2 separate regions of the Homo sapiens genome follow, and region 2 is linked to region 1. A link is a contact called in ENCODE Hi-C or POLR2A ChIA-PET data. All regions are on one chromosome and are shown on one strand. Each heading gives the region's core, a stretch centred on a gene start or an enhancer-like site at or near the end of the contact. The rest is flanking DNA. Distances are from core to core; before and after follow the strand shown. Region 1 holds the start of LAMP3 (lysosomal associated membrane protein 3). Region 2 holds the start of DVL3 (dishevelled segment polarity protein 3).

What was found. Hi-C counts contacts between places; a loop is a spot of excess contacts on that map. ChIA-PET counts read pairs that join two places held with the same protein, here RNA polymerase II (POLR2A). Pooled maps may share reads with other maps.
Region 2: a pooled map shows a loop between it and region 1 (6-fold over the local background). The contact joins the promoter of DVL3 here to the promoter of LAMP3 in region 1. A Hi-C loop is called at or near these places in 1 of 37 single-sample maps with no recorded cell type and 2 of 50 pooled maps. POLR2A ChIA-PET finds 5 or more read pairs at or near these places in 1 of 52 experiments (Caco-2).

What each region holds. Positions count from the first base shown.
Region 1 is chr3:183,160,408-183,164,932 of GRCh38, reverse strand. It overlaps LAMP3 (lysosomal associated membrane protein 3), which reads left to right and starts at 2,199. Exons shown (of 6, transcript NM_014398.4): 1 at 2,199-2,326. The coding sequence starts at 2,278. RefSeq lists a silencer at 1,989-2,198 and an enhancer at 2,811-3,020.
Region 2 is chr3:184,153,024-184,157,548 of GRCh38, reverse strand. It overlaps DVL3 (dishevelled segment polarity protein 3), which reads right to left and starts at 2,172. Exons shown (of 15, transcript NM_004423.4): 1 at 1,753-2,172. The coding sequence starts at 1,913. RefSeq lists enhancers at 1-710, 711-1,588 and a silencer at 1,926-2,275.

The sequences.
Region 1 (4,525 bases), core at 950-3,449:
GACTGGCACAAGTTAACCCTCACTTTTCACCATAAAAATTCCATTCTGAAACACACTGCAAGCTTTGGTTAAGTTTACTTGATTAGTGTTTGGAGCAACATAGTAAGACAAAATAGTTGTAGCCAAAGTTATTTTTCAGAAAATAATTTGAGGCTAGGCTGAAAGCCCTCAATCTAGTGATAAGGAGGGTCTCCTAATATACTGCTTAAATGTGTATTCCCCACTGGGACTCAAGCCCTGTCAAAACATCGTTGTTTTGACAGACAATCCAATTAATAGAGGAAGGAGATAAGACATTAAAAGGTTGCCTGTCAGCGTTGTTGAGCCGTGGGCCGTGGCTTACGCCTGTAATCCCAATGGTTGGCTAACGCAGGAGGATCATTTGAGGCCAGGAACTCGAGACCAGCCTGGGCAACACAGCGAGACCTCCTCTCTACATAAAATAAAATAAAATAGCTGGGCGTGGTGGCACGCGCCTTTGGTCCCAGCTACTCAGGAGGCTAAGGTGGGAGACTCACTTGAGGCCAGGAGGTCGAAGTTGCAGTGAGCCGAGATCACGCCACTGCACTCCAGCCTGGGTGATAGAGCGAGACCCTGACTCCAAAAAAAAAAAAAAAACGATATTGTGTGTTTTTTGTTCCAGGATTTTCTGGTCTGTAAAACCACCTGGGGCCAGGCACAGTGGCTCACGCTTGTAATCCCAGATCTTTGGAAGGCCGAGGCGGGCGGATCACCTGGGGTCAGGAGTTTGAGACCAGCTTGGCCAACACGGTGAAACCTGGTCTCTACTAAAAATACAAAAAATTAGCCGGACGTGGTGGCGCACATCTGTAATCCCAGCTACTGTGGAGGCTGAGGCAGGAGAATCGCCTGAACCCAAGTTTGCAGTGAGCCGAGATCACGCCATTGCCCTCCAGCCTGGGCGACAGAGTGAGACCCTGTCTCAAAAACAAAAACAAAAACAAACAAACAAAAACAAAGAAAGAAAAAGAAAAAAGAAAATAAAAAAACACACTGGGAGTGGGCATTATTATGTCCGTTTTACAGCTGAAGAATCCAAGGCTCCTAGAGGTTCCCCGACGCCGCACGCCGGGGAGTCGGCAGCGCGAGCTCCCAGCCAGACCTAGCGCCTCTGGGCTGTGCTCCTGTTGCTTCCCGCAAACCGCGGTCCTGGCGAGGCCTGGGCGTGGAGCGCGGCTGCCGCAGACTCCCTGGGAAGACATGGAGTCAGGGTGCTTAGGGGTTTTTAGGCTCCTGCTCGCCTAGTGGCTGGCTTTCTCCCGGCTGAGAAGCGTCTCTGGGTTCCCAGAAAGGTACCCGAGCTGTTAGAAAAGAGGAGACCCTGGGCCGGGCGCAGTGGCTCACGCCTGTAATCCCAACACTTTGGGAGGCCGAGGCGGGCGGATCACAAGGTCAGGAGATCGAGACCAGCCTGGCCAACAGGGTGAAACCCCGTCTCTACTAAAATACAAAAATTAGCTGGGCGTGGTGGCGGGCGCCTGTAACCCCAGCTACTCGGGAGGCTGCGGCAGGAGAATCGCTTGAACCAGGGCAGTGAGCCGAGATCCCGCCACTGCACTCCAGCCTGGCGACAGAGCGAGACTTTGTCTCAAAAAACAAAACAAAACAAAACAAAACAAAAGAAATAAAAAGAAAAGAAATAAAAGAGGAGACCCTGGCCGGGCTCGGTGGCTCACGTCTATAATCCCAGCACTTTGGGAGGTCGAGGCGGGCGAATCACGAGGTCAGGAGCTCGAGACCAGCCTGGCCAATATGGTGACACCCCGTCTCTACTAAAAATACAAAAATTAGCCGGGTGTGGTGGTGCATGCCTGTAATCCCAGCTACTCGGGAGGCTGAGGCAGAAGAATCGCTTGAACCCGGGAGGCAGAGGTTGTAGTGAGCCGAGATCGCGCCACTGCACTCCACCCTGGGCGACAGAGCGAGACTTCGTCTCAAAAAGAAAAGAAAAAGAAAGGAGGAGACCCAGGGTATGAGCGGAGGAGGCCGGCGCTGCCGGGACCACGCGCGTGCGGTAAACGGTCCCAGAGGCCCGGGCCCCGGCGGCTGCGCCGAGTCCCCGCCCCTCCCTGCTCCGTAGGGGTAGGAGGGGGCCGGCGGAGTTTCCCTCCCCGCCCAGCGGCCCTGGGCGGGCTTTTCGGCTGCTTCTCATAAGCAGGTGGTTTCGTTTCTCCGGCACAGGTAGGTTTCTCTGGCACCGATTCGGGGCCTGCCCGGACTTCGCCGCACGCTGCAGAACCTCGCCCAGCGCCCACCATGCCCCGGCAGCTCAGCGCGGCGGCCGCGCTCTTCGCGTCCCTGGCCGGTGAGTGGCCCTCAGCGCTTCCCGCGGTGGCCCTGACGTGTCGGTCCCCTTTCATCTAAACGCACTCTGGAGTCCCGGGCGCCACAGGACGGGCTGCGGGTAGGGAGGTGTGGCGCGTCCAAGGGCTTCCCAGCTGGAACTTGTTTTCCGTGAGTTACTCAGAGCAGGTGTCAACCCCAAAGACAGTGACACTGTCCCTCGCTTCCAAAAGGGTTCTGGACACCTTCTCAGGGAGAGTTTGTAGAGGTCACTCGGATTTAAGAGATGGAGACCTGAGCTAGGGTTTAGGAATGGGAGTCTTGGCTTTGTTATCCGGGAAAAGCGCTCCTGTCTTGCTTTTCCTTGCATCAGATGTGGTCTGACAGATTGTGCCATTTCAGAAAGGTGTAGGAAGAGTGTCAAAGACTTTTTTTTTTTTAAATGATCATTGTACTTCCCATCCCAGATGCCGTCTGGGACGCTGAGTTTATGATTATTTTATGATCCGACCCTCCGCTTTCTCCAGAGCTTTTCCCCCTAGACATTGAGTCCTCGGGTGCTGTGGTGTTGTCCCTGTGATGAAGTTTCCTGGTTACTCGAACGTCATGAGAGAACTGTCTCCGTCCCTACCGCCCGGCTAACATGCTCAAGCAGGGGGCGCGGTGGCCCTTGCTTGTAACATGAATGCTAGGAATGTTAGGGAAGAGGTGAGAAGGGTCGTGCCAGCTGCCCTTGCCTAGGCAGTTCTCCCCTGCGCCACACTTTCACACTTACAGTTTCAGGTTCTTTTAGGGGACAGAAGAGGAAGTCATCATCACGCTCCACAGGGCAAGCTATTAAAAAAGCAAAACAATCTCAGCCTAGCGGTAACCCACAGTGACCTGTATGTGAGCGCTCCTTGAATGGATGGATAGGCTCAGAAACACAATGGTATTGACAGGCCAGGCGTGGTGGCTCACACCTGCAATCCCAGCACTTTGGGAGGCTGAGGCCGGCGGATCACTTGAGGTCAGGAGTTCGAGACTAGCCTGGCCACCGGTGAAACCCCGCCTCTACTAAAAATACAGAAATTAGCCGGGCATGGTTGTGGGCGCCTGTAATCCCAGGTACTCGGGAGACTGAGGCAGGAGAATCACTTGAACCCAAGAGGCGGAGGTTGCAGTAAGCCAAGATCATGCCACTGCACTCCAACCTAGGTAACAGTGAGACTCTGTCTCAAAAAAAATAAATAAATAAAAATAAAAATACAGTGAGTATTGACAAATGCAAGGGCAAGTGGAGAGAAAATGCCCACATTACCGGTTCCTTTCTGAGCTACAAATTCTCAGAGGTGAGCTAGGTGAAGGATGCATCAGAGGTTTCTTCCTCAGAGGTGGAGGCCTTTGAGGGGTGGCACGGAACTGGATTCAAACCCTTGCCCTGACCCTTCCCAGCAGGGAGGCCTTGTTCACATCACCCAACCTTTCGGGTGCTCAGTTCCCTCACTGAAAAATGGGGAGAATAATATCCTCTGCTAGGAGTACTGGGGAAACAAATGAGGTAGCACCTGGACAGCAATTACTGCAGTGATTTTGCTCAGTGATGTTAACTCGTATCTCCTGTTTGTCCCTCCAGTCCCTCTCCCATTCACCTCACAACCTGACCTTGAGCCCCTTCTTCACTCAGTACAGGGCTCATCAGCACATGGTAATTAACAATGATGGACATGGCTTCCTGGCACTCTCTGCATGCCAGGCACTGTTCGCAGTGCTTTAATCCACAAAACAGCTTTGTAAGTACTGCTATTGTCTCCGTTTTACTTGCGAGGAAATAGAAGCACAAAGAGGTTAAATAACTTGCCCCTGATCACATAGCTAGCTGGTGACAGAGTCGAGCTTTGAACCAGAGTCTGTGCCCATAGCAGCTAACCTATGTGCTTTACTCATACATCTACTTACCTATAACTTATTTAGTCTCATAAGAACCCTGAAAAGTAGGTGCTATTCTTATCCCTATTTTACAGATGGCGGTACTGAGGCAGAGGCAGGTTAAGGAATTGTTCATGGTCTCCCAGTTAGTGAGTAGCATTCCTGAGACTGGCATTCAAGACATCTGGCCTTGGCTGGGCACAGTGACTCACACCTGTAATCCCAGCACTTTGGGATCCTGAGGTGGAAGGTCGCTTGAGGCCAGGAGTTTGAGACCAGCCTGGACAACATAGTGGACTGTGTCTCAAACAAA
Region 2 (4,525 bases), core at 923-3,422, 990 kb before region 1:
TTAAGTAACAGTGACTGGATGTAATGGGGGCCCTCTTAAAACTGCAGTTAGGCCTTGGGATTGGGAGAGCAGCCCAGAGTTGTCCAGGCTTAGGAGGCAGGGGCCAGGTCCAGTGGGTCTGGAGATAAGTACAGGGTGGAGAGACAGCCTATCTTAGTCCCTCAAGGCATCTGGATCTGAGGTGGCCCCAGGGCACTGGACTCTGGCTCATCTTCCCCCATTCCTTATGTGGAGGCAGTAGCTTGATCCCTTCTAACCCTATTCTTCTCTTGCCAGGCCAAAGTATCCACCCCCTCACCCAGACCCCTTCTAGATCCATCCCTCCTCAGAATCTTCCAATTAGAGGTGTCTGTCTCTGGGCTGAAGGCAGACAATCATTATCACACCAGGAGCACCCCACCCCAGGGCAGGAACAACAACAGAAACAAGAATAGTTAGAATCTACAAAGCACTGCCCACTGTACAAAGCACTCTCACACACATGATTTCAGGGGCTCATCCAACCCTGAGTTCCAGGGCAGAAGGTGACAGCAAAACATGCCAGGCATTAGACAGAAGGTGCTTGCTTCCTAGTGCTAGGTGGGCCAGGGGCTTGGGAGAGAAGCCAGACAGATGAACACTGGGGAGAAGAATGTCTCCTCTTGGCTGTGGGGCCTCAGCTCCAAAGAGCAGTGCAGGCCTCAGGCTAGGGCTGGAGAGGCAGCCTTCAGGCCTGGAGGGGCCTTCCCCACCGCCTCCAGGCCCAGCGCCCAGTTAGTGAGGCGGCAGGCAAGTGTGGGCGCCTCCCCCTCCCCCAGTCTCCTGGGAGTTGGGGGGGTTCGAGGGGGATCAGCCAGGCCCCCCTCTTCCCAGGCCAGCTGCTTCAGAACCTTCCGGCTCCAACATTCCATCCCCTCTTAAAGGGAAAGTGACTGCTTCCAAACTGTGCCTGTCCAGATCTCTGCAGCTGGGTGGAAGGGAAGACCCCACCAGGGAGGGGAAGATAGAGAACACCAAGAAACTCTTCCTGGCTATCCCACCCAGGCCCCAGGCCCTTCCTAACGTCTCTCCACTGGCCACCAACTGGAGGAAAAAAGCCCGAATTGGAGGAAAGATCAGCACCTGGGTCAGTGAGGACTACTCCGCAGGGGTCAGGCTCTCTGTTCCGGTGACAACACCCACAACAGCCCACAAAGGAGAGGGCAGGCAGCTAGATAAACATCAGATCTGCAGACCCCGCTCGCGGCCAGGCGCCCGAGCACCCCCGACACCCCTCCCCCAGCTCAAAGTCCCAGCAGAGCCCTCAGATGCAGCATACTCCAAATATGGCTGGGAGCTGTGCTGCTGAAAAGATGAAGGGGGCGAAGAACGAGGGCCACACGACCCAAGTCTGTGCGGAAAAAGGTGGCTCTGGCTCCTCGGCAGGAGGAGGATGGGGGACTCGGGCTCTGAAACTAGGTGGAGGGGGGGTGTGTCTGTCTCTGTGGGCCACTGGTCTCTGAAGAGGTAAGGGGACCGCACCGGCAGGAACTCTGATTGCTAGTGGGGAATTGGACGTCCCCTTAAACAAGGGAGGCCAACGTCCCCTCTTCAGAGGTAAACGGGAGTTGCTACTGGGGCTGGAACCAAAGGGGCCCAAATGGGCCGAGTCGCCCCTAGAAGTCAGAGCGGGGCTAGGAGCCGGTGTAGCGAGGCAAGTCGAAACGGACCGCGTCATCCCTTAGAAGCCAGAGCGGCCGGGGCTCCCGGAGGCGGGGCGGGGGCCATCCTCACCCGAAATCGTCGTCCATAGACTTGAAGAAGAACTTATAGCTGGGTCGCTGCAAAACGCCCTTAAAGTCCGCCAAGGTGACGCGCTCGGCGGGCAGGGGCAGCTTCACAAGGTACGGCGTCTCCTGCCCATCCAAGTGGTAGATGATCTTGGTCTCGCCCATGGCTCTGGCCTCGGGCCCGGCGGCCCGCGCGCGGCCTGCTCGGGCGGCCGGGCCGAGCCTCCCAGACGGCGGCGGCGCGCGGCGCGGCCCAGCGGCTCAACCCAGCTCGGCGGCTGCTGGCGGCGCCAGCTCCCTTGTTCTCCGGCCGCTACCGGGTCCCAGCGCCGCCCGCCGCCGCCGCGGCCGCCGCTTCCGCTCCCCACTCTCCCGACTGGACTGGCGACCGCGACTCTTCCGGTGGCCGCGGCCCTCCCGGCCCAGGGCTTCGTCCGGGCCCGCTCCCCTCCTCCGGCCCGGCGCGGCCCCGCCCCGGCGCGCCCCGCCCCCGGCCGCCGCGGAGAGGCGCCGGCGTCGCGGCAGATGGCAGGGTTTCCCGCCCACTGGCCGGGCCGCGGCGCTCCGGTCCCGGGTCCCTAGAAACGGAAGGGGAGATTCACCGGGATGGCGGCGTTCCCGGACCCCTGAAGGCCCTGACTCCGGACCCAAGTGGGATCGGCGACTCCTCTGCAGTCCAGGAAGAGTGGAATGCAGGGATTGCTTTGGTCCCCAGAAATGGTCTGGGGAAAGAGGGTGGGTCTGACTCTGGATCCCTGGAGGAGAATGACCTCAACATGGCCCTTCAGTGTTTCTTGAGAAGCACAACTGCTGTCACTGAGTCTACTAAACTGATCTCGAGAGAAGGACAGCATCCAGTTCTGATTCCTCCCTATAACCTTAGCGTCCAGTTGCAAGGTAGTGGTTTAATAAATGGGTTGAATGCGGAATAAGTGGGGCCCGGGCGCGGTGGCTCACGCTTCTAATCCCAGCACTTTGGGAGGCCAAGGCGGGCGGATCGCCCGAGGTCGAGAGTTCAAGACCAGCCTGACCAACATGGAGAAACCCTGTCTCTACTAAAAATACAAAAAAATTAGCCGGGCGTGGTGGCGCATGCATGTAATCTCAGCTACTCGGGAGGCTGAGGCAGAAGAATCGCTTGAACACGGGCGGCGGAGGTTGCGGTGAGCCGAGATCGGTGAGTCGAGATCCTGCCTTTGCACTCCAGCCTGGGCAACAAAAGTGAAACTCCATCCCCCCTCGCCCCCCCCCAAAAAAAAAGATAAGTGGATGCATGCATGCCTAAGACAGTAAGTCTCAAACCAGAACTCCAGAACTAGGTATAGCCGGTTCCTCACAGATCTCCTCACCCCTTAACTTTTAATTCATTTAATAAATACTGAAGGCCTACTGTGTATAAGGCATATCGCATGAGATATAGCGATAGCGAGACAGACAAGGCTGCTCTCAGGACCTTCCCTCAGCTGGAGGGAAGCACATAGGCTTGTAAATACATAACTTCAGAGTGACCACTGCTATGAAGAAGGTAAAACAAAGTGATGGGATAGTGACAGGGGAAGCCAGGCGCAATGGCTCATGCCTGTAATTCCAACATTTTGGGAGGCTGAGGCAGGTGGATCACCTGAGGTTAGGAGTTCGAGACCAGCCTGGCCAAAATGGTGAAACCCCGTCTCTAGTAAAAATACAAAAATTAGCTGGACATGGTGGCGCATGCCTGTAGTCCCAGCTACTCGGGAGGCTGAGGCAGGAGAATCGCTTGAACCCGGGAGGTGGAGCTTGCAGTGAGCCGAGATCCCACCACTGCACTCCAGCCTGGGCGACAGAGCGAGACTCCGCCTCAAACAAAAACAAAAACAAAACAACCAAAACAAAACGAGAAAGAGGTTTCTGATTGGTTAGAGAAAACTTCTTCCAGAAAAAAAGACCTAGAAATAGCAAGGATGAAGTGGCTATGAGAAGATCTGGGGTGACAGCCTTCTAGGCAGAGGGCACAGCCAATATACAGGCTCAAGGCAGGAATAAACATGTTACATTTGAGGAATAAGAAGGCCATCATGACTAAAGGAACAGTCCTAGGTGAGGCTGGAAACATAGACCCGCCAGATTACATAGGGCCTTGGATGCTATGGTCTTAAGTATGGGCTCCTTCTACTCCATTTTATACACTGTTGCCAAATTAACACTAGAATAACAACATCATTCAGATACCTCTTCTACTCAGAAACCTTTCCACATTCCCCAAAGCCCCCAAATATCCCTATTCAAGGCCCCCCATAATCTAACCTCTACCTACTTTTACAGCCTTTTGTCTCATATCCTGGCCAAATTTTTGACTCCAGGAAAATGAACCCACTTGCTAGCCCCTGCACACACCTTATGTATATCGTCACTTCATACCCTTTCCTTCACCTTCTTTACATTTTTTATCAAAGTAATATGTTTGGAAGTCAAATAGTATTTAAACAGCTTTTTTTTTTTTTTTTTTTTTTTTTTTTTGAGATGGAGTCTCACTCTGTCGCCCAGGGTGGAGTGCAGTGGCACAATCTCGGCTCACTGCAAGCTCCGCCTCTTGAGTTCACGCCAGCCTCCCGAGCAGCTGGGACCACAGGCGCCCGCCAAATTTTTTGTGTTTTTTTTAGTAGAGACGGGGTTTCACTGTGTTAAACAGGATGGTCTTGATCTGAACTCGTGATCCACCTGCCTCGGCCTCCCAAAGTGCTGGGACTACAGGCGCAAGCCACCACGCCCGGCTTTTTTTTTTTTTTTTTTTTTTTTTT